Linked DNA regions of Homo sapiens: region 1 is linked to region 2. Evidence: chromatin loops called from intact Hi-C (ENCODE). Cell type or tissue: K562. All regions are shown on one strand. Links, peaks and the distances in the headings refer to the core of each region. The heading gives the core; the rest is flanking DNA. Region 1 has its middle 160 kb from the start of DAAM1. Region 2 holds the start of CCDC175 (coiled-coil domain containing 175).

Region 1 (15,578 bases), core at 4,004-12,003, 550 kb after region 2:
TGGCCCAGCAACTCCAAGCCTGTGATTCACAATCCTTCTGCATCCAGATTTTCCTGAATTGCTGCATTTTTGCTGTGATATCATCCAGCTCAACCTTCCTGGTCTACAGTGTCCCATGACCCTTTTCCTGGCAAAGATGTGGCTTGCCTCCTATAGCCAGTGAATCTCTTTATAGCTCTTTTAGGTTGGCGCAAAAGTAATTGCCCCTTCAGACTACTCACTCATGCTCAATATCACACCAAGTATCTGTGCTTAGCTGTGTTCTTTCCACCCTTCTCCACTTGCTGAAATACTCTTATAACCTTCCAGAAGTGGCTAACTTACATTATCTGTGATACATTCTCTGATCTTCTTTAATGAGAAATAAGGTTCTCTGCTAACTCAGTTATAGCACTTATTTGTACTATATTAGAGTACAATCCCCTAAAGAAGATCTGGGTAGACTATCTTATTCAAGACTTTATACCTCCTTCAAATGCATAATAGTGCTTTATATCCTCAATAAATGCTTCTTGGATGCAATTGAATAACTTACATATAATTTATATTATTGATAAGCTTTTATATTTTTCCCCTCTAGATTAAAATATTCAGAAGCAATATAAAATGTTGCAAAAATTGCGGGCTTTCGAGTTTTTCAGCATTGGGTTTGACTCTTGGCTCAGTCACAATCTATCTTGTGACCTTGCATAGGTAACTTCTTTGAACCTCAGTTTTCTTATCTGTAATGTAGATTTCATCATATCTGCTACACCCCAATCATTTTAAATTCCTGCTTAGAATGCCTGAAACAATAATTTCTCAATAAACAGCTTTTATGACTTTTATAACTAGTAACAATTATCTTTAGGCAGAAAGAGTCTTCATGGCATATTTTATGGTAACTTCCCCATAGAGTTTATTTAAAAAACTTTGTTGAGTGAATGAAAAATATGGTAATGCCTAAACTTGGAGCCTGAGTCTTGGCTAGTAGTTTCTGGGAATTAGTCTGTGAGAAACACGAATGGGTCATTTCCTCTTTTCTTGAATTTCAAGAAACTAAGTGAGTTTCTTCTTTTGCTAATTTGTCCTTTGCTGCTGTGAACTAGGAATGGGATAGTTATATATTTTGAGTATATATAACTAAAAGAGTGTATCACTAAACAGTCGAGGAAACTGATATGGTTTGGCTCTGTGTCTCTACCCAAATCTCATCTTGAATTGTACTACCATAATTACCACGTGTTGTGGGAGGGACCCAGTGGGAGATAATTAAATTATTCTCCCATACTGTTCTATTGGTGGTGAATAAGTCTCATGAGATCTGATCGTTTTAAAAATGGTAGTTTTCCTGCACAGGCTCTCTCTCTTTGCCTGCTGCCATCCATGTAAGACATGACTTGCTCTTCCTTGCCTTCTGCCATGATTGTGAGGCCTCCCCAGCCATGTGTAACTGTAATTCCATTAAACCTCTTTTTTCCCAGTCTCAGGTATGTCTTTACATACTAGTATAGAAATGCTGGCGCTGTCCCAGGTTCCAGGTTTTCATTAACATGAGCAACTCTAAACTTGGACCAATCTTTATGGCTATTCCCTACCATGTAGAAGGAGGCTACAGTGTCCCCATATTCAAATGACTGCCCTAGTAGCAAATTACTCTGGTGGAGCAAAGCAGAAGGACACTTTTGATTTGGCAGTGTTACCTGCATTGCAATGCTAGGATACACTGGAGGGTGACATGAGTCAAGCTTGTTGCACATGAAAGGTTCCACATGCTTTGTGTGCTATGCAAAAATTTGGAACTCTAAGGAAAAAAAATAACATGATTATGCTATTTATCTTGTAATAATAATAACAAAATGGAGAAAGAGGAGGAAGAAGAAGGAGGAGGAGAAGAGGGGGAGGAGGGGGAGGAGGGGGGAGGAGGGAGGAGGAGAAGAGGAAGAAGAAGAGGAGGAGCAGGAGGAGGAGGAGCAGGAGGAGATGAAGAAGGAGGAGGAGGAGGAGGAGGGGAAGGGGAAGAAATGCTTTGTTGAGTGCTTGCTATGTGCCAGGTACTGCCCTAAACATTTTTCTTGATGGAACCTCTGTTGATAATCATAACACCCTATGAAACAATTAAATTGAATACCCTCTGTTACAGATGAAGAAATGGAAGCTTAGATAAATTAAGAAATGTGTCCAAGATCACAGAGCTATCATTATAGCCTTAGTGAAGCTGAGACTCAAACTAATGTCTAAATAGCCCTCAACTTATGTGTGCCCTTCACTGCTATTTATTCATCTATTAAATATTCATTAAGCACCTATTTATTATATTGTAATAACTGTTCTAGCATGAACAATATAACAGTGGACAAAAGAGACAAAAATTCCTACCCTCATGAAGCTTACATTCTAATGGGTGAATTCAAATAATAAACAAATGTGCAGATAAGGAAAACAGAATGTCAGATGACGAATAATGCTCTAGAGAAAAGTGGAACCAAGAAGGGAGATGGGAGGCGTGGGGCTGGGGCTGCCATTTTAAATGGGGTAAATGGGGTTGTAATGGAATACTGCACTGACAAGATAAAAACTGAGCAAAAACCTAAAATGTTCAGAGAGGGAGCTAAGGGGATCTGAGGATAAGCTTTCAAGGCCATGGAAGCAGCAAGTGAACAGGCCCACAAGCTGGAATAGTTTTAATTTGTTTTAACCTGTGCGAAGAATAAGGGAGCTGGAGTAGTTGGAGCAGATTTAGTGCAGGAAGAATAGGTATTCTTGAAAATCAGGGTGCAGTTTCGAAGGAGAGAAGGCATGGATGCTATATGATCAAACACACTAGGTAGCACATATGGGATCTGTGGAAGAAATTCATATGAAAAATAAATGTACAGAGAATATCTGTGGTTTACTTCCAAGGAGTTGAACTGGGAGTAGGAAGAAAGGATAGGATGTAGCTTATACTTTTCATTTAATACACTTCTGTACTTACAATTTTTATACCAAGCATGTATTTCAATTTTAAAGTGTTTAAATAAAGGAATGAACATTCACATAAATGTGTGTAAGTACATGCACAAGGATATTTGTTGCTGTTTATGATAACAATTAATTGGGAGCTGCTTTTTAAAAATGGACTATCCATGCAAGGAAATACAAAGATAATGGTAAAGTAGATCTACATATTCACTTGGAAAGGAGTATATGAGCTAGGACTCAAAACACTGGAGTACGGGCCAGGCGCGGTGGCTCATGCTTGTAATCCGAGCACTTTGGGAGGCTGAGGTGGGAGGACCACTTGATTCCAGGAGTTACAGACCAACCTGGGGAACACAGTGAGACCTTGTCTCTACAAAAAATAAACAAAATTAGCCAGGCATGGTGGCATGCGCCTGTGGTTCCAATTACTCAGGAGGCTGAGGTGGGAGGATCATTTGAGCCCTGGAGTTCGAGGCTGCAGTAAGCTGCGATATTGCCACTGCACTCCAGCCTGGGTGACAGAGCAGGACCCTGTCTCAAAAACAAAACAAAACAGAACACTGGAGTGTGAAGTTTATATAAGTAAATAAACATAAAATATAAACATAAAATATAAATATAATAACAGAACACATTGGAAACTTTATTATTAAGGAATTAGATTCATAATGGAGCAAATGCTGAACTATTAAGCAGTCATTTGAAAATACTGCATAGATCTATACTTAGCATAATAATGCATGCAATATACTTTAAATGGAATAAAAGCAGGCTTTAGAATTGTAGGTATGGAATGATTCCATTTTTGTGAAGAGAATCTAGAAAGTAAGCTCCCTGCGAAAAGAGGCTTTTTTTCAGCGCTATATTCCTTACACCTAGTTTCTAGTGCTTGGAACACACAAAATGAATATCTGTTGAATGTTGAAACAGTAAATGAAAGTGTGCCTCCACACACAACATTACAAAGCCAAAAAAGTCCTATCTCAATATGTTAACAAAATGGTTTTGATTTTTTCTTCATAATTATCTGTATTTCCTAATTTTTAAAATTAACATATTATGTAACAGAAGTATTACTTTCACTTAATATTTATTTAAAGGTTATAAGTTTCAAGGCTAAGAGTTTAGAAAATATCCATTATCAGGAATAACTATAACTCATTACCTATCTAGGACTCAAACAGAGGATTGAACCTGCACTCAACAGCAGCATCTGCTATTATTGTGTGGCCACAGAAGCTTTTGCAAGGGGTTAATATGGGGAGACTGAACAAAGAAAAGTTAAAAATAAAGCAGAGTTGCTAAGCCTCAAAAATTTACAGAGTGCTGTTGTCCTAGAAGAAACACAGGGAGAAGATGACCATATCATTTGGGAATTTGACATGTGCCATTACTCTTGATTTAGCCTTATTTAGATGCTGTGCTTGCAAATTGGGTAGCTGTCCTTTGTGGACTAAACAGAATTCCCCAGGTGTGGATGTGATTTGCATATGATTTGCTCAATTATGAATTTTCTGTTGAAAAATGATGGCTTTATTAAAATAGCAAGAACTGAATGTGGACTGGTTGGTCTGCCTGAGCAGGAATAAGGCAGTGACCACATTTCCACTGGGGCCAGCAAGGAAGAACAGTTGGAGCTGGGCCAAAGTTGGCAGTTTTTTCCAGAACGGTAAAAATATAAAAGCCCAGAGACAACCAACTTCAGCAAGAGGCTATGGGGACATCCTTTCTTAGGTTTCAGACTTATGTAAGAAATTTTTTAAAAAAATGTTTGCTGGCCTTCTCTAATTACCACAACACGAAGGGTAATGAACTAAAGTTATATGAGTCCCAAGATTTTGGGGAATGTTTCTTCTATTTTTTTTTTTTTTTTAATGTGTCAAATGTATACATTTAATTGACTTTGTGTATCACTATATTTGATCCTTTTTATTCTTCTAACATTTTCTTTTAGCCAAATTATTTTTTATTCTTCATGTATGCATTTGCTGGTATTGTTTCAGCTTGTTTTTTAAAAAATCTTTTAGCTTTCTTTGCCTTATTTACCAATCAAATTATTATTTTTTTATTTCATATAAAATGTTTATCTTACCATATTATCTTGCTAACATGTCCTCTTAGATAATTTCATTCTTCTATCAAAATGTAATCTCAACATCCCATTTACCAGCATGATGTATGGTCACATTTTTCTTTTCCTTTTCTTTTTCTTTTCTTTTCTCTTTTCTTTTTTTCTTTTCTTTTCTTTTCTTTTTTCTTTTCAAGGTTTCCTTCTATTGCCCGCTGGAGTGCAGTGGAGTGATCTTGGCTCACTGCAACCTCTGCCTCCCAGGTTCAAGCGATCCTCCCACCTCTGCCTCTCGAGTAGCTGAGACAACAGTTATGCACCACTCCACCTGGCTAATTTTTGTATTTTTTCTAGAGATGGGGTTTCACCATATTGTCCAGGCTGGTCTCGAACTCCTGAGCTCAAGCAATCCACCCACCTTGGCCTCTCAAAGTGCTGGGATTACAGGCATGAGCCACCACGCCCATCCCACATTTCCTTTAAATGTGCCCATTAAATCACTTGAATCCCACCAGCGCCTTCTCTCCTGTAATACCCGGAAGTCTCAGGATGATTGACCTTTATCTCATTCAGGAGGTTGGTCCCTGATTCCCATTCCCAGTCATTGCTACATGCATCCAAGGTGCTCCATGTCAAATCTGTCTGGGGCTCCCAATTTACAATGCTTGAATACACAGCTCCTTCACCTGAAGGACCAGGTGAAGTTCTACTATTCCCTGCATCACCCAGAACAACTTGTGCAGATAATGGATGTTGCCTACCCAAAAGCCATTCCCCTTTCCTACTCTCTTGCTAGTATATAATCCTACCTGATAGAGAACAATGGGAAATATATCAGGGGCTTCAGGAAAAGGTTTTTCTTAGTAAGAAGAAATGCATGGGAGGAAAAACAACTTTCCATACACATTGAATGTGGTCAAATCTCCAAGTGATGCCTGGAACTACTGCCACCATTATGAGACAATGAGGGGAGAGGTTGTCAACATGCTGAGAATGGTGAGAGAAAAGACTGGAAGGATCTGGCTTCATTGCGCATATTAGTTTGCTGAACCAAATCTGGAACCACTGTGCCTCTGAGCTTCTCATGGAAAGTAATATACTTATTACCTATGCCAATTTTAGCTGGGTATTGTGTCATTCATAGGCAAAGGCATCCTAACTGGGACATACTGTCTCTATGGGAAGGTTCACAATTGCAGGGGTCAACCGCTAACCCCAGCTCTTTTCCACCCTCATGGTGATTTTATTTACGGGCCTCAATCACATTTTACTGCTACTTAGTTAAGCCACCATAATTCTCCCCAACAAGTTTCAGTAGCTATGAATTACTGATAGGAGTCAGATTCTTGTTCCTCACCTCCCACCAAATGTTTGGACTCATGCAAATTTGCCTACAAATTCCTAAGCAACTGTCAAGTTCATTGTCTTGGTCCATTTTGTATTGCTGTGCAGGAATATCCGAGGATGGGTAATTTGTAAATAAAAAGGGACTATTTGGCTCACAGTCCTGATGGCTGAAAAAGTTTGAGATTGGGCATCTGCATCTGGTGAAGGCCTCAGGCTGTTTCTACTCATGGTGGAAGGTGAAGGGAAACTGACTTGTGCAGAGATCACAGGTTTGCAGAGAAAGGAAGCAAGAGAGAGAGAGGTGAGGTGCCAGGCTCTTTTCAACAACCAGCTGTCATGGAAACTAATAGAGTGAGAACTCACTCGCCCCAGAGGGAGGGCATTAATCTGTTCATGAGGGATTCACCCCCTGACCCAAACACCTTCCATTGTGCCCCACCTCCAACATTGAGGATCAAATTCAAACAAGAGATTTGGTGGGGACAAACAAACCATATCCAAACTACAGCATTCATTATGTCAAATTTTCTTACAGAATAAAAATGCAAAAGTTCTCTTCACTGTGCATCTGCTACACAATAACTTCATAATTATAGAAGCAAAGTATGCTCATATAAAGAACTAGAAAATACGAAAAGATGAAAAGACAAGAATTTCAATATACCATCCAGAAACATGTTCACTTTGAACATGTTCACATGTATTTTTCTTTTGAATCTTACGCAATTGAAATCATACTGCACCTACTATTTTGTATCCTGATTTATTCACTTAACATTATATTGTTTTTCATTTTGCATTACTATTTTTCAAAAATCACGATGTTTAATTTTGGAAAATATCCTATTATGAGGATGTACCCAAATATATTTAATCATTCTGTTATATAAAAAGAAGATATATAATATAGATGTTAAATCTATGGGTTCTGGAACCAAAATCCCCACTCCAATTTGTATTAGATGTGTGACCTTCAGCAAGTTGCTTAACCTTTTGGAGGCATGGCTTTCTCATCTCCAAAATGGGTATAGTAATAACACCTACCTGCTAGGCTTGTTGTGAGAAACAAGTAAGAGGGCTTAGTAGGATCTGGTACAAAGTTAATATTCAATAAAGATTTGTTATTGTTATTATTATTATAAAAATGTGAGGTTATTTTCCATTTTCTCAAACGTAAATAGGACATCCATTCCTCAAAACATCCTTGAACATACATCACTTTTTGCATCTGATTAATTTTTGGAATCATTTCCTAGAAAGGGAATTCTTGGTTAATGCCTATTTTATTTTGATAATTTATCAGATTTTTATAAAGATGAAAAAGCAAATTCAAGCCTCAAGGGGAAAGGGTGAAAAGAATACATTCCCTGAACAAAATAAGTATTTTCCTACTCACTGTCCCAACATTATAGGGCAGATTCACCCATATCCTTAAAAGTTGAGCTTTCTATCCTTAAATTGAAGTAAAGAAGTTCATCCATAGGTCAAAATTAGCTCTTAACATAATGACAGGTCTGTTTTGGGCACTACTTAGATGGCATGCTGGAATGGTATTTTCTTTTTCAGTAATAGATTCTCACTTTCCTTTTTGAAAAGAAATGTGATTAAGCAAAAATCTATGCTCTTTTATTCATACAATTATTAAAAACTCATGGGAGCACAAGAAGTGGCTAAGAGGGTCCTTTCTGGAGGGACCCTCATTGTAGCTCCCCAGGTATAATTTTAATGAGCAATTAAGGAGTCTCGTCAATCAATTGTCAATTTCCTCAGATACACTTTTCATTCATTCTACATTCTGATTGAGGTTGTTAGCATATCTTTAGCTGCCTGCTTGCCACTACTTCTAAGAAAGGCCACAGCCTCTGTCCTGAATTCTTAGTTACTGGTCCATGAATACTCTACCCATGATGGCAGACAATGAGAAAATAATGAAAGGAAGAATGCACCTTCTGTCTTCCCTGCTCAGAAAATCCCTTCACCAGACTCACTTCTCCTACCTAATCCTTTGAATCTTTAGATTGCATATAAACATTGTTTTGGGTTCAGTTTAATGGCATAAGAGCCATTAAGAAATACTCCACTAACTTCCAGCGGTTTGAAGTCTAGATTCTGTGACAGATTGATATGTTTTAAAATGCACCCTTCCTGAAAGGACGCTCTGTAACTTACGTCTGTGCCACTTGCTTCTGCTGCCCTCCTGTGGCTTCCCGGGGTCCTAACAACGTGTGCAGCCTTTTGTCCAGCTGCCCAGTCTCACCCTTTGTCATCTGTTTTCTCTGCTGTTTATTCTCCTCTTTACCCTCATCTGTGATAGCTGTAGGAATTCAGGCCCTCAGTGACTCATCCAGATTTATGGCTCCAATTTGCCCCCAGGATTGCAATGTTATGCTCTGCTAGACTCTATTCCCTTCCAGCATTGGTGCTCCTCATGTGTGACTAAATGCTCTTTCTTCTTTGATAGGAAGTGTATATTCTAAGTAATGGTGCATTCAGTTAAGTGATTATTTGTTTAAAAATTATATTCTCAATCCTCGCTTATAATATGCCACTTCATCAGGCGCCAATGATCAGGCTGGGCACATGTGTTAGCAAAGCTTGGCTTGTTCACTGTGTGTATTACAGGCATTTGCAGGGAGATTTTTCGCAGGAGCCTTTGTCTTTTATTTTTTACTTTTCTCACCATGCAGTCAAATATGCCTTTTCTTAGTTCAGCGAGCCTTGTTAAGTTTGATCTACAATCTAGGGAAGACTTCTAATTCAGAGTAATTTGCCAAGATGAAAGACCTGATCTGCTTTAAGAGAAATTAATCATTTCCCTTTGCCTGGAACTTTCTCAAGTTTTGAGGAATGATTTTGTCTCCTTTCTGCATGGAAACATTCTTTTAAAATTTTTAAATATTTTAATTTCATTGCAAGACAATAGTAAGTGGGGTAAGACTGAGGTCTAGCATTAAGAACAGTTATCTACTCATTGTCTTTTAACACATCAGTACTTTTTAAAGAATGCAGGTAAATGATACTAGGTCCTGGATATATGACATATACTAGTGATTTATTTATTTTAATTAATTAATTTATTATTATTATTTTGAGACAGAGTTCACTCTGTCACCCAGGCTATAATGCAGTGGCGCGATTTCGGCTCTCTGTAGCCTCTGCCTCCCTGCTTCAAGTGGCTCTCATGCTTCAGCTTCCCGAGTGACTGTGATTATGGGTGCCCGCCACCACGTCTGGCTAATTTTTGTATTTTTTGGTAGAGATGGGTTTTTGCCATGTTGGCCAGGCTGGTCTTGAACTCCTGACCTCAGGTGATCTGCCTGTCTCAGCTTCCCAAAGTGCTGGGATTACAGGCATGAGCCACCGCCCCCGGCCTATACTAATGATTTAGATATTAGGACGAGTATGACCTCTAGTGCTCTCTACCTTTGTGACCAGGTCACTCAACCTCACAGCATCTCACTTTATTCATCTTTAAAATAGACATTATAATACATATTTTGCAGGGTTGTTATGACAAACCGATGTGACATTTTACACACTGTAAATCAAGATATAAATATAAAATATTATTATGTATGCCCTTTTTTGGGGGGAAATAAAGGAATACAGCATCAAAACAACCAACCAACAAAGATGCTTCTCTAATGGGCCCTTTATAAAACTTAGCTAGTAGCAGATAATTCAGAAAAATAAATTGTATTCTAAAGATAGTTTCTTCTATTGACCTATCTTAAATATGAGAACTTTTTTTTCTTTATTTCTTCTAAAACAAAAAAACCATGATACATGTGCAGAACGTGCAGGTTTGTTACATAGGTATACGTGTGCCACGGTGGTTTGCTGCACCTATTGACCTGTCCTCTACGTTCCCTCCCCTCACCCCCTACTCCTCAAAAGGCCCTGGTGTGTGTTGTTTCCCACTCTGTCCATGTGTTCTCAATGTTCAGCTCCCACTTATGGTGAGAACATGCGGTGTTTGGCTTTCTGTTCCTGTGTTAGTTTGCTGAAGATGATGGCTTCCAGCTTCATCCATGTCCCTGCAAAGAACATGATCTCATTCCTTTTTATGGCTGCATAGTATTCCATGATGTATATGTACCACACTTCCTTTATCCAGTCTATCATTAATGGGCATTTGGGTTGGTTCCATGTGTTTGCTATTGTAAATAATGCTGCAATAAACATATGTCTTTATAGTAGAATGATTCATACTCCTTTGGGTATATGCCCAGTAATGAGATTGCTGGATCAAATGGTATTTCTGGTTCTAGATCCTTGAGTAATTGGCATAATGTCTTCCATAATGAGAAGACAGAAAATATGAGAACATTTGTAGTGTATATAATTTACAGTTTCTACTATTAAAGCAAAACCTCCTAGCACAGATAGACCTTAGGTTGTAATTCACAAAACAATGAACTTGCATTTGGGGGAGAAAATAGGACAATTCCAAACTTAGATATTTTCGTAAGTGATTCTGGCCAGTTCCTGAGTCCAGTTGATTTTAAGGCACAAGATTGACCTGAAACAGTCAAAATGGTCACCTTACAAGAGAAATAGAGAAAACATAGCAGAAAATGCACGAGCATCATTAACAAATTCCTCTACGTGACTTCAAAGACACATTCAGGGAAGGCTACCCCCACTGAGGAATTGCTTTCCCAAGTCCTGTTGCTGCTGGCTTCAATGTGGGGCCACCTCATTTCATTAGCCTTCATTCTGCACAGCTGCCAACCATTACTTCCTCCCTTGGATCTTAGGAAGTCTTAACTGTCATTTCAAGAGTCAGATTATATAATAGTTTAACTGAAACATTGTAGTTGTTTTTGGCACAATGACCTATGTCAGATAAATTTTTAAAATAAGTAGAACACCTTTTTATTTAAAATTTGTTGATTTAGGAAGTATTTGTATAGGTTCGTTACATGGGTCTACTGAATGATGCTGAGGTTTGGGCTTCTAATGTTCTTGACACACAAGTAGTGAACATAGTACCCAATGGGCAGGTTTTCAACACGTGTTCCCCTTCCTCCCTCCCTGCTTTTTGGAATCCTCAGTGTTTATTGTTCGCATCTTTGTGTCTATGTCTACCCAATGTTTAGCTCTCTCTTAGAAGTGGGAACGTGTGGTATTTGGTTTTCTGTTTCTGTGTTAATTCACTTAGAATAATGGCCTCCAGCTGCATTTATGTTGCTGCAAAGGATATGATATCATTCTTTGTTATGGCTGAGTTGTATTCCATGGTGTATATGTGCCACATTTTCTTTATCCAATCCACTATTCATAGGCACCTGGTAGAGCCCCCTTTTAAAACCAAACCCCACATGGAATTCCAGTTTATAAAAGAGTTCAGAGAGGGAACTACTCCACTTGAAGGAGGGGTTGGGAAAGTGTCTAAAATATCTGAGATCCTCTTTCACCCCTTCTTCCAATCCTCTGGTAGTGGCTCCCCAGCCACCTCCAAAGATCTTTAAGACTCTAGGCAGCACAAACTGAAAAAAAGTAATCTATGCCAATATAACAATTGATTTTCTAAATAAGAAACTAGAACAAAATTCTACAATAATTAAAGGATTAGCTAGCAATGAAAGAAACCAGATCAGTCTTGAGAGAGAAGATTCCTGAGAAAAGAAGCAAAGGAACTGTCTGGAATCACGGTCATGTTCTGTATCTTGACAGGCGTATGGGTCATACAGGTGTAAGCTGTTGTCAAAACTAAAGTGTACAGTTAGGATCTATGATCTCACCATACATAACATAAAATAAAATAACTGAAGGCCAGATCCAGCTGAAATCCTGTTGGTCTCCAGATAAATACTGACTCATATTCACTTAACTAAAAAGATGCCCTGTGGCTTGAGTTTGTTTCATCTATAAAGATCAAGCACATGTTTATGGAGCATCACCTATTTTCGGCTATAATTCCAAATTAAGTAACACAATTCAACAACATTAGCTCAATGGTTGCAAGGTATATCATTGTTCAACTTATAGTCCCAATTTATCTTTGATAGCGATGCAGAAAGAACAAACTGCCCATATTAAATCAATCAATACTTCGTACCATGATCAGGAGACTAAGTACCATAATACCATGGACACCATTCCCAGAAAAATGACTCCGTAAAACAGCTGAGTTTCAGGTCAAAGTAAAGTGTTAATTCTCAACTGGAACTAAGAGTTAAGAATTTCATCCCCAAACAGTGGCTCATATAGTTTTTGATTCTTTACACACCATCATGATTTTGATCAAATCTAAAGATTTTCCCTTTAGATGTGTGTGCATGCATACACAAATACACATGCACACACTGCAAATATTGCAGGCATATTCAGAGGCTAATACTGCCCGAAGCCTATCCATGGATTCCAGGTAAAGAATCTGCACTCAAAATCTTTTCTCAGCTGCAGAAAATCTCATTTGAGACTAATCACTATAGTGTGGTAGAATAATAAAGAAAATTTCGCAGGGGCCATGAGTTAATGTTGTATTTCTGAGGTAGTTGGGTTTTTTTATTGTTGAGAAATTAGTTTTCTTCAAATTGGCTCACATTAAAATAATATCTAAGATATGTGCAGCATTGTTTGGTTTTCAGAGCACTGGCATATAATGCCATAAGACTTACTTCAGGAATTTTATATAATAGACATCCACTGAATTAAAATTTAAAGTCCTGTGTCTCACCCAGCAATTCTAGAAGGTTTCAACTTCATTTGTGGATAGGAAAACTCAAGTACAGAGTACCCAATATGAGCTGGCTAGTCAGCATCAGACTAAAAAGACTGAATCCTTGTTCCAGCAACAGCCCCTTTCTTTTGGCTATGTTGCCAACCAAATGTTTTAAATAAGTAAATAGCAACAAAACAATAATGATAGTTATTCACTCTGGACTGAGAATTTGGAGCCAGGATTTTAAATATGGGTTTACACTAAATGATAATCTTTAAAGATAATATGAGCATATTCTTTATCATCTGGCAATTGTCTTAAACTGAGATTGCTACTTCCTTCTCATTGTCCAAGTTTATATTTGTGCCTGCCACTGTGTTTGTACTGTGTGAAAGCCAAATAATTTCATGGCAGCCCACAAAAAAGAAAGGTTTCCAGAAGCTGAAATAGGGAAATGTAATGAGATCTATATTCACAGAGCACATAGTAGTTTGAGAAAGACGCTCAATGAATGCTGATGTTGATTGAACACTTAGTTCCAAAAATATCTTTCTTCTATAGTATCAATTTGGCAGGAAATATTATAATAAATATAAAGAAATTCTGCTTCCATATCGAGAAATAAATGGAGTAAATTCTCACTTGATGCAGATTTCACTTTTCTAAAAATACTAGCCTTAACATTAATCTTCACTAATTAACTAAAATTTTTATGTAAAAATTTCTTGTTTATAGGATTTTGATAAACTATAAGGTCCAACTAACTAACCTAAACTATCAAACAAATTTTTGAAGTTTGAAGTTTCATTTTGTGTAGCATATCTATGTGAGCAAGTCTTTTCTGTATTAGAAAGAGAAGCCAAAATGCTGCAGGGCGTAGAATCTGACATAAACCCTCATCATTTTAATGTTAAATTCAGCACCAGTTGATTTACTGTCAGCAAACAATATTATCTGCCATGTTAAATTAATACTATTCACTTAAACTATGTTTTTATTTGATTCATGTATTTGTTTTGATTTAAAAAAACTTGCAAGTATAAAGAACTTATTTCTAGGGTTGGGTCTAAATATTTCAATACTATTACAATAAAAACAAATCAATATTGGTGAAATTCATGAGAATATTTTTCCTTTGAAAGGGACCCACAGATTACTCAAGTTTGAGAAACCTTGGTCCAGATTAGCGTTGATTAATTTATCAGTATTCTTGAGATACATTTTTTTGTATCTCAAGATTTTGCCACGTAATTATCCAGTTTCTCAAGCTTATCCACAAGGAGATCATGACAAATTTTGTCAATTATCTTAATGAAATCAATACTTTTGGTGCCTATGATATTTCATTTAGTGATGCTATAAAAGATAATAAACTTTCGAATGGATTTAGTGGGTCACTTCATTTATCTGGAGACTCAATGAAAGCCACATGTGTTTCATCTGATCCACTCTGAAACACATTCATCACTATAGAGGAGATGGACTTCAAAGTGAGACTTAAGAAGCTTTGGTATCCTATGGCAAGCTTTGGGACTATGGGGGTCCTTCACTTCACTTTGGACAAGAAAGTGACATAGGGGACATAGAAGGTCTCAACACTGGGCTACAGTTTCCATCTCCCTCTGTCTCCCACTCTTTTGTACATGGAGTGGTGTCATCTCTTCTGTAGCTCAAGATCTGCCTGCATCTCAATGACCAACTGCAAGTAATCACAGTGTCCTTCTTCATTCTGGAAAGGACCATTCCAAGTCCTGAGACACGGCTTCTATTCCAGGTCCAAAGTCCAATTCCTGCCAGTCTCTAGATGCTGACCACACAAAATCTCATTTGTTTTCTGGTGTCATTTGAGGGGGCACATCCCCATCTAAGCAGTCACTGATGGCTGCGTATTCTAACCGACCTGCTGATCCTAATTCTGCCCAGCTCCAATGCCAACTTGTGCCACCCTGTGGCTGCTCTAAACCCTACAACTAACAGAATCTTCATACAAATTATCTCTAATGTCTGTAAGGTCTGTGAGAGGGGGAAACTTGTTTCTTTTGTTCTCGTTCCTATTTTGAATATTTAGCATGGTATGCAACATTTAGTAGGTTTTCAGTAAATGCTCATTCAATGAATGAATGAAAGCCTTAGAACATCCCCTAACCTACCAATTAAACAAGTACTTGAAGCATATATCTCTGGCTTCAGAACATAAATATATTTTTTTTAAATCTCAGGTTACTTCATTTGTGTGGTCTCCAGGTCCAGTAGCTCTTTCCTTGTGGACATTCTAGCTTTTAAAGGACTCAAACAAAAGGCTCTCCTTGCACCTTTCTCAATCATGCAGTGGAAGGATGGGCATAACCCCAGAGCCTGGAAGACGGCACCCCTTCTCATTCAAGAGATTAAAGAGAGAGAGTTCCAGTTGTCCAGATAGTAGAGGCAGAGACTTCTCCTTTACCTCAAGAACTGGAGGAAATTTTTCTTTATTCTTTCAGAAGTCTAGAAGTCCAATGGAGAAACAAAATAGGATAAAACAATTGGTTTCTAGGAAGATGTTTGTGGTTA
Region 2 (15,578 bases), core at 4,503-12,502:
AAACAAGGGAGCCAGTGAAGGATGTGAAGAAGGAATAACCAGAATGAGAAAAGTAGAATGGCACAGTGTCTTGGGAACCAATTAGGAGTGAGTTTCTAAAGAAGCGTTGAGGGAGCTGGGCGAGGGTGTCAGATTCTGCAGGAAAGAAGACGGAGTTGAATGAGGCTTGAGCAAAGGCAATTAGAAGATGAGGAGGAGGCATTTTAGAATGCAGAGTAAAAGGATGCATTACAGCCAAGATGTAGACCACACTTTTAAGAAGTCTGGCAATGAAGGGAAGCAGGGGGATTCCATGGCAGGGGGGTTTATGAGAGGCCTAGGTTTAGTAAGAGAACACTGGGCTGGAGGTCTGAGGAACACTTGGAAGACCTAGGTGAGCAGGAGCTCATTGAGGAAGGTCCCTGAGGAGATGGGAGAGAATGGGAGTGATAGCTGCAATTATTTATGTGTATTTTTACTTTCCCTAAAGAGCTCCGGAAATTCTTACCTGCATCCACATATGGAGGTCATTCAGTGACATTTTTAAATTAATAAAAAAGAAAAAAGAAAAAAGACAGATTTTTAAATCATATGTAGAGTTTAGCTACTCCAACAATCTTACTGAATCATCTTGAGATGAATCATCAAATACACTTTTTAAAAATAAGAACAAAAATAAGGAAAATAAGAATATTGCTACTTAAAGATCACAGTGTTGGAATTGTCTGTGAAAATGCTAAATGAGCATTTAAAAAAATAATCATTGCTACAAAGATGGCCCCTGAAACGTAATTTAAGATAACAATGATAAAATGAAATAAGGTACCTTTGCTAAATATGGCATTGGTTGTTTCAGGCCTAATTTAGTTTCTAATTACTCTGCAAATTCTCACTTGAAAAAAATCATAATGCCTGTGAAGTGATATCCTATCCTACCATAAAATGTTACCTTAGGCAGAAATAAACTGATTTATTACCAAGCAGCTACCAGCAGGGAGCAGCCTGATCTGTTCATCAGCACCATATTCACAGCAATATTATCTGCAGCATAAAATCCAACTCCTCAGTTTGGAATTCAGGCTCCTCACAATGAAGTCACTACCCAAGTTTCTGGCTGGGCTTCTGCTTTTCCTCTCCAAGCACCTAACGCTCACTGGCCACACCTCCATGGCTCTGCTAACATCCTGTAGAATGCGGAGTGCCCTCCTCAACCCAGCACCAACTCCCTGCCCTGGTTGTAGGGCCACAGAACAGCTCTGGCAGAGCAGGCAGTGCTCCAACCTGGAGTCGGAAGTCCTTCCATGCCACTGTTCAATTCTACGATTGGGGTGTTAACCTCAAGGTTATTGAATCGCTCATCTAAGTGTAATTTTCAAAAAATAGGATAATGATAATAATCACCCCAGAGAGTTGTGATAAAGTCATGGAAGCAAGTACATTTTGTAAAACTGTAAAATGCCTTGCAGTTGTGAGCAGTAGTTACGGTACCGCACTTCTCATAGGGAATTGCACCTGGTTCTCAAGTGTGCTTCAAAATCCTCCCTTTTCCCACCTTCAAGGCCGTCTTCTTAGGAACAGGGGACAAATCTCATCCACGTGTTTAGTCAAATGACTGATTAGACTATTTGGTATGTAAGAAAGCCCCACACATGCCGACCGGATTAACAGAAAGTGAACCTCTAGGGAAAACAGCACTGCCCAAGCTCGTAGTCCCTGGAATGGGGAGGGCTCTAGAAAGAGGATCATGTGAAGGGAAGCAGCTGGCAGCTCCGGATTTCTACTTCCTCCTTTTTTTTTTTTTTTTTTTTTTTGAGACAGCGTTTCGCTCTTGTTGCCTAGGTTGGAGTGCCATGGCGCGATCTCCCAGGTTCAAGCCATTCTCCTGCCTCAGCCTCCCGAGTAGCTGGGGTTACAGGCGCACGCCACCGCGCCCGGCTAATTTTTGAATTTTTAGTAGAGACGGGGTTTCGCCATGTTGGCCAGGCAGGCCTCATCCTCTTTCTCTTGCCTCTCTCTTCCTCAGCGGGGCCTCCCCTGGCGCCACCTATAGGTCTCTTTTGTATAATACATGCTCGGGACACAGCACACAGTAGGCACACAACAAACACGCCATCCAGTGACAATGGCATGGAAATAAAACCAATTTCCCACCTCTGTGACAGTGACGGTTGATTTAATTACAGAAATTTTCACTAAGGATTGAACGACCAAGAGACTTAAGGAAGCCTAGGGATGGCAGAAAGGAGAGTCGCATTTCTATTTCAGAAGAAATGCTTTTTATTTTCCATTGGTAGGAGGAAAAGATGAAAAATACTTAGCCTGTGCTCTGCGGTAAGCACATCTTTATTCTGCTTAATCTTCATAATCCCAATATGTAAAAATCCCATTGTACAGATGAAGAATGGAGGCTTGAGTCTAAGCCAGTCTAAAACCTCTAGCAAATAACGCAACCAATATATGTCCCAAACCTGTTTAGCCCCAAGAAATTGCTGGAGATAGATAAAAACAAAGAAAGAAAATGGAAAAGGGATCCTCTTAGTCAGTTGTTACAAACACCGACATGGTCTGTTCTTCTTCAGAGATGCCCTGCTTTCCTTGTTTGGCATAACTCCATCAGAGGCACCAATCCATCTGTTTGCTTCTCTAACAATCTGGCACTACCTGGGGAACATAATCTTCCTGCCATTTTACCACAAAAATACCCATATGCTGGAGTCACTGTAGATGAGAATTATAGCCTGACCACAAGACAGACACTTTAGAAGCTGTGAGAATCCCAAGGGATAGGAAATCTTTGTTGAATATATAAACCTCTTGCAGACCATCGAGGAGGAAAGCGAACTTGAAGGCTTAAACTGGGGAAATCTTACTAGTACACAATGTGGGAGGACGAAGCCTTTGCAGCCCCTAAGAAGGATTCACCCAGCCAGCTAGGTAAGTCACCCAGCATCACAAGGGACTGATGTCAGGGTTCATAAATAATAGTTTGGACAACATATGTATGGCTGACATCCTGTGGAAAAACCTCCAGCTCTTCTGAACCCTCTTCTCTCCCACTGCCTCCCCAGGGAGGCTAGAAATTCAGATTCTCACTGTCCTAACCTCTTTTTCTTTTTTTCTTTCTTTCTTTTCTTTCTTTCTTTTCTTTTTTTTTTTTTTTTTTTTTTTTTTTTTTTTTTTTTGAGAAGGAGTCTTGCTCTGTCGCCCAGGCTGGAGTGCAGTGGCGCGATCTCGGCTCACTGCAAGCTCCGCCTTCCGGGTTCACGCCATTCTCCTGCCTCAGCCTCCCGAGTAGCTGGGACTACAGGCGCCCGTTACCACGCCTGGCTAATTTTTTGTACTTTTAGTAGAGACGGGGTTTCACTGTGTTAGCCAGGATGGTCTCGATCTCCTGACCTCGTGCTCCACCCGCCTCGGCCTCCCAAAGTGCCGGGATTACAGGCGTGAGCCACCGCGCCCTGCCTCTAACCGCTTTTTCATGGGTGGCCTTGGGATCCAGCTCTAGCCGCTGAGACATAAAAGGAAGTGTATGGGACTCTGAGCAGATTTTCTTCCTTGAGGAAAAGGAAGAAGAGCTTCTACATGTGGCTCCTTTCCACTTCTCCCTGCCTTTGCACAAGGGTGGGATGTCTGGGGCTGCAGCAGCCATCTGTGACCATGAGGCAACAAGCTTGATGATGAAATGATAACATGCACAAAGCAGTGAAACAGGCAACCACTTTCTATATGTGAGATGTTTGACCCAACTACCAAGAATGGAACCTTGCCTTGATCTAACTCAGGGTCTAGGCCCAAGGAGTTTAGACTTTGCCTAGAGATACTAGATTTATGCAAAGATGCTGTAAAAGCAATGTTATCATCAAATACGATATAGACCTCACATACAGAGACTGCAAACCTGCCAGAACATATGATCGTATTCATTCCTGTGCAAGTTAGGGGCCAAACTCCAAGGATCAGTTGGGTTCTTTCCCTGGCTCTAACAGCAGCAAGGGCTAAACAGAAACAAACTTGCTTTATGATAACTAAAAATCTATGTCAGCACCAGACTGGAGGATTCTCAATGTCATACTGGCTGTTCAGCAAAAGTCCTCTTTAAAATACTGCCTGAAAGATAAATGTATCTGTTTGTGTTACCAAAGTAAAAATACATGAGAAAAGGACATGCATTTTGGCCAAGTGCACACCAGCTGTAAGTAGTGAAGGCTGAGAAATCTTTTTTTATGTGTCCATTATTTCTAAAGTTTCCTATGGCTGCTGTTACAAATTACCACAAACTTAGTGGCTTAAAACAATACAAATTTATTGTTTTAAGTAAAGCAAATTTAAAAGTAAAACAATACTTAAATGTATTGTTTTACCATTTTGGAGGTCAGAAGTTCAAAATGAGTCTTTCTTAGTGAAAATCAAGATGTCAGCAAGGCTGAATTCTCTCTGGAGGGTCTAAGGGAGAATCTGTTTCCTTGCCTTTTCTAGTTTCCAGAGACCACCTGCATTCCTTGGTTCATGGTCCCCTTCCTCCATCTTCAAAACTAGCGGCTTAGCATCTTCAAATCTTTCTCTGACTTTGATATTGACTCTCCTGCCTCCACCTTTCAGTTATAAGAACTCTTGTGGCCAGGCGCAGTGGTTCATGCCTGTAATCCCAGCACTTTGGGAGGCCAAGGCAGACGGATCACCTAAGGTCAGGAGTTCAAGACCAGCCTGGGAAACACAGGGAAACCCCATCTCTACTAAAAATACAAAAATTAGCTGGGCGTGGTGGCGGGTGCCTGTAATCCTAGCTACTCAGGAGGCTGAGGCAGGAGAATCACTTGAACCCAGGAGGCGGAGGTTGCAGGGAGCCAAGATGGCGCCACTGCACTCCAGCCTGGGTGACAAGAGTGAGACTCCGTCTCAAAAAAAAAACAAAAAACAACAACAAAAAAAACAACTCTTGTGATTACATTGGGCCCACCTGGACAATCTAGGCTACTTTCCTCATCTCGGAGTTTACTGATTAACAATCTTAGTTTCCTCTACAACCTTAATTACCCCTTACCAGGTAACCTAATATATTCACAAGTCTCAGGGATTAGGATGTGGACATTTTGAGGAGGCATTATTTTACCTATTACATCTATAATTTCACTAACCAGGAATAACTACAGGTAACATTTTAGTGAACAATTCTTCTCAGACCATTTTCTATGCATATGTTTATAGAGATATACCTATATACATCTCTATAGATATATGGACTTGTAAAAATTAAATATTAATTGAATACTGTACATTTCTTTTTCAACTTGCTTTTCCCACTTTATACATATGTATGTGTATGTACATGTAAATTTCTACCCATTATTCTTAATAGGTACCCTATTATTACTTTATCATTAGTGTTTTTTAAGTATCTACCATGTGCTCACTTAATTTAATCCTTTGAACAATCCTATGAACTGAGAACTCCTATCACCGTCACCACCCCTTTAGAGCTGAGACACTGGCAGCATGAGCTGGGAGGCTGTCTCAGGAGATACTCCATCCAATCAGTAGTGGAACGCATTTAAATCCACCAGAACCCAAGCTCTTAACCACATGGCGGATTGCCTTCTAGATTGTTCCACTGCATGGATGTCCCATAAATTACTTAACAACAGTGTCCTACTGTAGATCATTTGGGCTATTTTTCAGTATTTAAAACAGGACTGCAATAAACAAGTTCATACCTATGCCCATGGACAAACCTGTGATTATTTCTTTAAGAACAATTCTTAGAAGAATTACTGTATGTCAAGGCTCCTTACACAAATTTCCAAATTGTCCTTCAGATAGTATGCATATTCCCAGTGTCAATACTTTGAAGTATTATTCTTTTTAATCTTAATATTATGAGAAAATGAGAGTATTATTTTTCTTTGAATGCTAATGAGGGTAAATGTTCTTTCCGTATGTTTCTCGGAATTTTTTTTCTTTTATTAAGTGATGATTCATGTTGTTTGCCTAGATTTCTATTTCAGAATTTATAAAGTTTCCTTTGAAAAATTGTGGTTGAATTTTGTACAGGGCATCCCATATAAAAGGAACCATGAGACAAGTTAGAAGCTGATCATCTCTCACAAAATATTTAATTTATAAAAATTAAATATTAATTGAATACTGTACGTTTCTTTTTCAACTTGCTTTTCCCACTTTATACATATGTATGTGTATGTACATGTAACTTTCTCACAAAGTTCAGGGAAAAAGAAAGTATTAGAGACATGAAGGGAAATAGAGAAATGTAAGAAAATCTGTAACAAATCCAGTAAGTGGGGAGGACACAAAATGCCCCCTTAAGATTAGCCTTTATTCATAGATAATGGAGAGCAATGTGATCCAAATGATGCGATATGTAAGAAGAGTCTTCTGGTGACAGCTTAAGGGTTGCCTTGAAGTAGTCCAGTCTAGATATTTCCAGAAGAGAGAAGTATATCACAAGGAATTTGTTACAAGGGGTATAGAAGCCAAAGGGTAAGAAGATAAAGAAGACCCCAGACATCAGAGCTGCCATAACACCTGTACTGTACGCACAAGCTCACATATAGTGCTGAGCAGCTGGAGACTGCTGGAGTCACTTGGCTCCTACTCCTGCCACTTCTAGAGCCACCAAAACTGCTGGGACCTACAGTCAACTGTAGCCTGAAACTACCACTTCTGGAGGCAGAAATGCATGATTTCTCGGCCTTCTAATCTCCCTCAAGTGTTTCCCATTAGTGGAACTTACCAAGAAAACAGGTGGCAAGGACATCCAGGAAATTTCATATCCAGTCTTCTTACTCCTGCCACACAGAGGAGGGCCCAGAAGGGCAGGAACAGATTTGAATACCAATAGACCAAATCCAGCAAAAAAGGAGGATGTTGTCCAGGATGGTTTCCAACACCAAAATATGGCACTCCCTGGATGAAGGAGGCCTGGATTCTAGAACTAGTTCTGCTACTGGTATGCTGTGTCCCCTCCAAGGCAGTGTTGCACAGTGGTTTAGGATGTAGCTCAGTGCCCTCACTTGCAAAGCAGGCAATAATACCTAGCTCAAAAGATTATTTGTGAGGGTTAAATGGGGTACTGCAAAGTATTTAAAACAGTGCCTGGAACAAAATAAGCATTTAACAATTGATAGCTATTGTCATTGTTACTATCATTCTAATTTCAATTTTGCCATCTGTAGAGAAAAGAAGAGGAGGGTTGAATCACCTTTGCTTCTCTCTAACCCACCAGAGGAAAAGGAACTGACAGACTCAACCTAAGCCTCATGCTAAGCTGAATTTTGGAGATGCAGAGAAAAATGAATAATATCCTCCTGTCCCCGTCATCACAGAGCTCACAGTTCGATGGGAAGACAGAGAAAAATCACTATGATTCAAGGCAAAATGTGCTCAGTGATGTACTAGATACAAGGAAAGTTCTAAATTAGTACAAAAGAAGGTTTTGTAGCATAGTAGAAAGAGTCATACAGACTTCACTTTATTATTTTATTTTATTATTTTGAGATGGAGTTTAGCTCTTGTCGCCCAGGCTGGAGTGCAATGGCGAGATCTCGGTTCACTATAACCTTTTCCTCCCGGGTTCAAGCGATTGTCCTGCCTCAGCCTCCTGAGTAGCTGGGACTACAGGCACGCGCCACCACGCCCGGCTAATTTTTGTATTTTTAGTAGAGATGGGGTTTCACCATGTTGATTAGGCTGGTTTTGAATTCATGACCACAGGTGATCCTCCCGCCTTGGCCTCCCAAAGTGCTGGGACTACAGGCGTGAGCCACCTCGCCCGGCCCAGACGTCACTTTAAATCCAATATTATCCTCTTGTGGTCTTGAGCCGTTCATTTAGTCGCCCGCGCCTCAGTTTACGTGTCTGTAAAAGTGGAGGTACTAAAAGAGCCTGCTCACAAAGTCCTTGTGAAGATTAAGTGAGCTACTGTATATAAAGGTTCTCCTGCAGTATCCGGCACAAAGATGCGCTCAAAAGTGATCATTATTATGATTCCAGTGGCCCACAAAAAAGATACAGGCCTGAACTAACGCAATGGAAATTGAAAGGGGAAAAATTAGCTAAAGAGAGAGTCATTCTTCCCAGACTGCTTAATTATCGTGGATAAAATTAGAGAACCAGGAGGGTACCTACTAGAGGTGCGGGCCACGAGGGGGCGCCCCACGACCTCGGTGTCCTCGTTGCCCGTGGCAACCGGCAATCCTTGGCTCTGGCTTAGGAGGCGCTCAAGTAGAGCGGCAAAATGGCCCTGAGCCCCTGGACCCCAGGGCTGGGCGCTGGCGAGAAGCTGGTGCAGGCGGCTGCCGTCTCCACTGGCCCCTCCCTGGAGTTATGCACCTTACCCTCCACCCTGGGCTCCTCGGTCGCGGTCGAGGCGCTGGAGCAGCTGTTTGTTGTGGGTAAGACGCCCCTCGGGCGCTGGAAGGGACGTCTCCTCAGAGGTGGCGCTTAGGAGGCACTCAGCGGGAACCCTGAGCGGGGACTCTCCTCCCGGAACCAGGGCATCACTGGGCAGGGCAGAGCCTTCTCCCCGCTCCTTGGAGGCTGGGGAGAGAGAGGTGGCGGGTGGGACCAAGTGCCCAGATCTCCTGCCCTAGCGCAGCTGAGGTGACTTCGCTCAACCCTCAGTAGTAGTTAAATTACTGAGGTGACAAATCCGGGACTCCCAAGCCACTGCCCTATGCCTGCGACCTGATTACACACCTGCATTTAGATTATGCCTTCGATTTCAGTTCTCTTCTTGCCGTTCCTTTACAAGTTAACTTCCTCCGACATTTTGCCGTGGCAAACTGGAGAATTTAACAAGCAAATAGGAAAGGGAGTGTTTAAGAGGCTTCTGTTGTGTTGAGCAAGAAAAATTAGATGTAAAGGGTTGTTTAGGAGATTCTAATAGAAAATGACCTTGGATAGGGCCAGGTTAAAGTATTTTTCAGTTAGAAAGCTGAACCTGTAATCAAGTCACTTAAGCTTAAGGTAAGACAATCCAAGAAAGGGTGTTTCTTGTTCGGTGCAAAAACCGTTTAGGCCAAACAACAAAACATTTCAGTGCTTCACTAGAATCATCCCATTTCTTCAAGATAATCGTATTGATTTATGTTACAATGTTACTATTAATTTGGGATAGTTTTTATTTTCCTTCTTAAATGCGCTAGGTTAATTTCACAATTCTTAGCAAATATGCTTGGGTAAATGTTATCATGAAGAATGTTGGCCGGGCGCGGTGGCTCATGTCTGTAATCCCAGCACTTTGGGAGGCCGAGGCGGGTGGATACCTGAGGTCAGGAGTTTGAGACCAGCCTGGCCAACATGGTGAAACCCCGTCTCTACTAAAAATACAAAAATTAGCCGGGCGTGGTGACGCACGTCTGTAATCCCAGCTACTCGGGAGGCTGAGGCAGGAGAATCCGTTGAACTCAGAAGGCAGAGGTTGTGGTGAGCCGAGATGGTGCCACTGCACTCCAGCCTGCGCGACAGAGCGAGACTCCGTCTCAAAAAAAAAAAAAAAAAAAAAAGGAATGTTACCCACTGAGGAGACCTAAAGTTATTAAGACCTAAATTATTCACATGTATCTGAGGTCACTGTCAATGACAGACCTAGAACCTTGAACTCTTTTCATACTTGATCTCTAGATCGGCATGCCAATGCAACCCTAGTACTTATGTACAAATACATTTTTCTGTTAATGTCTAGACACTCAGAACATATTTCATAGGAAAAAAAAATCATTACACCCTCTTGCCCTGAGTTATAAAATATTAATATGTAAATCTCCAGCACATTTGTCCTCAAGGAGCATAAAATATATACCTAAATTATAACATTATGGAATAGGAAATAAGTACAAAAGAGATTAGTGTAATGTACAATAAAAATTCAGAGACTGAAGATGTAACTTCCAGCCGAGTAAGCATTTGAGCTAGATCATAAAAGGTTAAGTAGGATTTGGATAGATAAATAAGAGATCTTTATTTTCTAATTTTTTTTTCAGAACAATCACTGCAAAGTGACTATTTTAAATGTAATGAAGAAGCTAAGATCTTTCTTAAGGACATTGCTGTAGCTGTTAAGAAATTGGTATTGTATTATCTATAAGAACCATTTCTTCAATCTTCCACATATTTCTTCAAACTTTCATTTCGCACCAATTCTGTTCAAAGTATTAAGTAGATGACTAGGGAATATAGTTACCCTGAACTTAAAAATATTTTTCTCTCAATTTTGTAAGGATTTGCACAATTATTGATCAACTGTGGATTGTTACTTGATTTTCCATGAAGAAAACTAAATTATGGGCTTATGGCTGTGGATGAGGGCAAGCTCATTTAGAGAAAGCAATGTGGGTGATAATACGGTTCAGTTAAGAGGTGGACCACATGGGCAAATGCTTGGGACACCAATATATAAGCATTGCTTAAAACAAACAAACACACAATCTCTGGAATAAATTGCAAGCATGGTGCTAATTAACTCAGTTCTCTGTAAGCAATTCCTTGCATAACTGGTCAAAGATTATTTGACATATGTTCCACTGAAGTAGACGGTACTGTTAGTGAAAACAAAGAGAAACTCTTTCAATTACACTTAACTGGCCCCTATCAAAGACATGTTGAAGAAATATTTAAAGAATTTCCTTCTGAGGTGTCACAGACATCTCTGTTCGGCCAAGGATCACATTGACAATGCTTCCTTGGCACAGTCAGAGTAGTGAAGGCTCTCCATTTTATTTAAAAATATTGGATAAGAATTTACTACATATCAAATTGCTAAAAATGTTGAAATATGGCTGTAAATGAGTTTGAATCCACAGACTGCTGATAAAACTCTTACTACTTTATATTTTATATAATTATACACATATATATATCTATACTACATAATCATACTTTACAATCCTACTTGAGTAGGTACACGTAAACACTGAGGGATCATGTGTGTTGTGCAGCTCTGTGGTGCTGTGAAAACATTTTTCCCTGCTTGGTTCTTTCTTTCAGTTATGTCTTTCGCTAGGATTTTAAGAGGCCAAAATATTTATTGTGGTTAAAGTATCTAGTCTGTATTCATTTAATATCTGAGCCGTGAAATCTCTTAAACAACAGAGATCAGGCTGGGTATGGTGGCTCACGCCTGTAATCCCAGCACTCCGGGAGGCCAGGATGGGTGGATCACTTGAGGTCAGGAGTCTGAGACTAGCCTGGCCGAGACATGGTGAAACTCCATCTCTACTAAAAATACAAAAATTAGCCTGGCAAGGTGGCGGGAGCCTGTAATCCTAGCTACTTGGGAGGCTTGTAGGAGAATTGCTTGAAACCAGGAGGCAGAGGTTACAGTGAGCTGAGATTGACCCACTGCACTCCAGACTGGTCAACAGAGTGAGATTCCATCTCAAAAAAAAAAAAAACAAAAAAACAAAAAACCAGATCAATCCTTTTATTTTTAAAAGTAATACATGTTGACTTTGAAAAATTAAGAAAAAATAGATAAGCAAAAGGACCACATTAAAATAATCACTATTAATGCTGATGAATATACTTTCTATTTTCAGGGTATAGGTGATAACTGCATTGAATTTCATTTTTTACAGAAAAGTGATGATGCTATATATGTAATTATATAGTCTGCTTTTTATAATTCATAAAATATAATGGCAGTTTCTCAGGTCATAAAATAGCTATAGCTATTATGACAGTTTATTTAAAAGATGATTTATCTATTTTTTCCCACCAACTGATTTCTTAGCAGTGTTTCCTTTCTTAAAGTAGCCTCAGCTAAAAGTAATAATAACAGCTTTACCTACTTGTTTGGGTTTGTAGGTGTGTATGAGAAAACCATTTTTTTTATACCTAAGCATATTTTTATAGGCAATTTCCATATTTTAATAAGTAGCTTTCTTTCTCAATATTACTATTTTTGTTAGTCTTTCCTTTTAAATGGATTGAAACTGCATATAAGAAACAGATACTCATAAAGAAAAGATAATTTCTCAGTAGAATAAAATCAATAGAAATTAAGAGATAAACTAACAGACACCTTAAATAGTGATTGTAGATACTTTTCCCAGTTTCTGTTCCAAATAAAAATAATGGCAGAAGATATTTAGTGAAATTATATTTTGACCCCTGAAAACATTTGTAGGGCATTGTTTAGGAAATCAATCTTACTATTTTAGTGTCTTAACTTTTTAAAAATGTAATTTAAATTTTCAGGAAGAAATGAGAAAAGCCACAATCGATCTTTTGGAGATTGAAAGCATGGAACTCAACAAACTATACTATCTATTGGAAACTCTTCCCAATAGCATTAAGAGGGAATTGGAAGGTACTTTTGAGGTTATCAACTCTAGAAATTTAGTTGATCTTATAACAGAATGAAGTACTTTCAACAAGATAAGTTTCATAGTTATTGCTCATGTAAGATAGAGCTAGAAAGCATACATGACACAAACACAGTAAGGTCCGTAATAATTTTCTTTTATATTTTAAGTGGAAATAGTATATATAACACTTGAATTTATATAATTTGGTTTCTAAATAGACTATAGATAAATGGATCAGCCCATTCCAAATTGGTATTTATCCAATTAAATTAGGCAACTTGGCTGGCCTAAACCATCATTCTACTTTCTGTCTCTGAGTTTTGGCTACTCTGGGTACCTCATATAAGTAATATCATACAGTATTTGTCCTCATGACCGGCTTCCTTCACTTAGCATAATATCCTCAAGGTTCATTCATACTGTTGTATGTGTCAGAACTGCCTTTCTTTTTAAGGCTGAATAATATTCCATTGTTGGTATCTATCACATTTCCTTATCCATTCATCTGCAAATTGTCAGTTGGGTTGCTCCCATCTTTTAGCTGTTGTGAATAATGCTGTTATGAACATGGTATCCAAATGCAGGTTGAGCATCCCTTATCCAAAACAGTTGTGACTAGAAGTGTTTCCAATTTCTGATTTTTTTTTTGAATTTGGAATATTTACATTATACTTTCCAGTTGAACATCCTTAATCCATAAATCTGAAATGCTTCATTGAGCATTTCCTTTGATCATAATGTAGGTGCTCAAAAGGTTTGGGGTTTTGGAGCATTTCCAAAATTATGCTCAAAGGAAATGTTCTTTGGAGCATTTCAGTTTTCAGATTTTTGGATTAGGGATACTCCACCTGTATCCAAGTGCCTGCTTTCAATTTTTTTTGTATATTTATGCATAAGCAGAATTGCTAGATTGTATTGTACATTCAATTTTTTTTTTTACTGGGGTCAGATCTTACAGAGTCATATATTCAATATTTTGGAGATCTGCCTTGCTGTTTTCAACAGTGGCTGCACCATTTTGTGTTTCCACCAACAATGCACAAGGGTTCCAGTATCTCTACATCTTTGCCAATACTTGTTATTTTCCAGATTTTTTTGTTTTTGTTTTATCTGGTTGTTATCCAAATGGCTGTGAAGTGGTATCTTATTGTGATTTGATTTGCATTTCCCCAGTGATTAGAGATGTTGAGCTTCTTTTTGTCTGCTCATTGGCCATTTGGTACATCTTCTTTGGAGAAATGTCTACTCAGGTCCTTTATCCATCTTTTAATCAGGTTCTTTTTTGTTGTTGTTGAGTTGTAGGAGTTCTTTATGTATTCTGAATGTTAACCACTGATTAGATATATGATTTGCAAATTTTTTTCCCATTCCATGGGTTGCCTTTTCACTCTGTTGATAGTGACATTTGAAGCACAAAAGTTTTAAATTTTGATGCAGTCAAGAAATCATTCCCAAATTCAATGCCATGAAGGCTTTCCCTATGTTTTCTTCTAAGAGTGTTACAGTTTAAGCTCTTATGTTTAGGTCTTCGATCTCTTTTTTTTTTTTTTTTTTTAGGTAAATTTCATATTTGGGGTAAGGGTCAAACTTTATTTCTCCAGAAGCCAGGAATGTTGTTGGCTGAGTTCTTCTCCAGGAATTACCTTCAACAAAAGAGAGAAGGGGCCAGGCAAGGTGGCTCACGCCTGTAATCCCAGCACTTTGGGAGGCTGAGGCAGGTGGATCACAAGGTCAGGAGTTTGAGACCAGCCTGGCCAACATAGTGAAACCCCATCTCTACTAAAAATACAAAAAACAATTAGCCAGGCGTGGTGGCGCATGCCTGTAGTCCCCGCTACTCAGGAGGCTGAGGCAGAATTGCTTGAACCCGGGAGGCAGAGGTTGCAGTGAGCCAAGATTGCGCCACTGCAGTCCAGCTTGGGTGACAGAGCGAGACTTCATCTCAAAACAAAAACAAACAAAAACAAAAGAGAGAGGCTTAATTCCAAGTTATGTTCTCTCCCCAGTGCCTGCCACCCGCATTCATGATTGGTCACTATGAGGGTATAAAGGTCTGGCTCCCTTGCCTCAATGTAGAACAACTCCAGAGCATCATCATAGCTCCAAAGCTCATCACAGTTTAACCTCCTCCTCTGCCCAGCTTTTTATTTCCTCCAAAGAGATGTTCCTCAGAGCACTACCCAATAAATGCTCTACACACACATTTTATAATCTGTTTCCCAGAGAGCCCAACCTAAAAAGAGTGGTCTTAATAAGTAAAAAAAAAAAGGTAGATTTTCCAGTTAGCCATTTATTGCCTCTACTTTGTGATAAGGAAGCTGGACCCTGTAAATTTTCCCCTTTACCAGCTGGCACAATGTTCAGCTTTGTCAGCAGAGGGCATAGGAGGGATATGGAGGAGGAAGGGGTTCTCTTCCTGATTCCAGTGTGCTCAGCTTGGCTGACTCTTGCAGTGTGTGCAACTTCTCCAGGCCATGGTCCTGCAGCATCCAGCAGTCCACAGTGCCCAGCAGCTTCCACCAGTACCCCTTGAGTAGCTTCAGCCACCAATGAGGCACCTCTGCATGAAGAGCTTCTCTGGCACCCCCTTGGGTAGTTTTGTAGTGAGTTCTGAAGCATGGCACCTCTCTGTGGGCAGGTACCCCTAACACCCCCAGAGAGCAGATTTCCAGCAAGTTCCATCAGCCCAGCATTTCATGAACTTCTTTACGATCTAATGAGACGCAGCCTCTCTAATGAGGCCTAGCTCCCAGGTCTCCAGGTGCTGTTTCCTTGAGCACCGTATCTCAGCCCTAGGGATGGTGGCTACTCCTTAGGTCTGCTATTTCTGAATGCTTTCAAGTTCTCTTCACTTCTTACCACCCATTCCCTAATACTCTAATTACTCTAATCCTCTGTTTATTCTATTAAACTTTCCCTTTTCAATTTACTGTGAGATTTCTATCTCCTAATTGGACCCTGACTGATAGAGTGGGTTTAAAAAAATATGCTTGGTGTTAGTCTAGTTTGCCAGGGAAAATACAACAAACTATACATGCAGGGAAAGAAAATCAGATTTAGAAGAATCTACACCAAAGGTAGAATTAAGAGTGTTTTTCTTTTTCTTTGTTTGCTGTTCTTTAGTTTCTAGATTGGGTTGCTTTTATAATCAGAAAAACATATTTTAGAAGGGGGAAAATACCATAATAGCTTATAAGGTCCTTGATACATGCTAAATGCTTAACCATGCAAATTTAGTTAGTTGGCCTTATGTCGTAAGTCCTTGCTACTCAAAGT

The links. Peaks named below come from ENCODE experiments on the same cell type or tissue, not always from the same donor. Only the 100,000 strongest peaks of a DNase experiment are listed, where the experiment ranks them.
Region 1: a loop joins it to region 2, with 3 times the contacts of the local background. A loop is called at or near these places in 9 of 110 quality-filtered maps.

Annotation. Positions count from the first base shown.
Region 1 is chr14:59,021,741-59,037,318 of GRCh38, reverse strand. No RefSeq gene overlaps it. Among named protein-coding and RNA genes, the nearest start is that of DAAM1, 160 kb to the left of the region's middle. RefSeq lists a silencer at 8,538-8,587. In K562, for the core only: a CTCF peak has its summit at 8,552 (motif pointing left); a DNase peak (open chromatin) is centred at 8,558.
Region 2 is chr14:59,569,428-59,585,005 of GRCh38, reverse strand. CCDC175 (coiled-coil domain containing 175) reads left to right here and starts at 8,194. Exons shown (of 20, transcript NM_001164399.2): 1 at 8,194-8,387; 2 at 9,978-10,063; 3 at 12,193-12,304. The coding sequence starts at 8,231. In K562, for the core only: a CTCF peak has its summit at 8,152 (motif pointing right); a DNase peak (open chromatin) is centred at 8,175; H3K4me3 peaks cover 380 bases; H3K27me3 peaks cover 519 bases.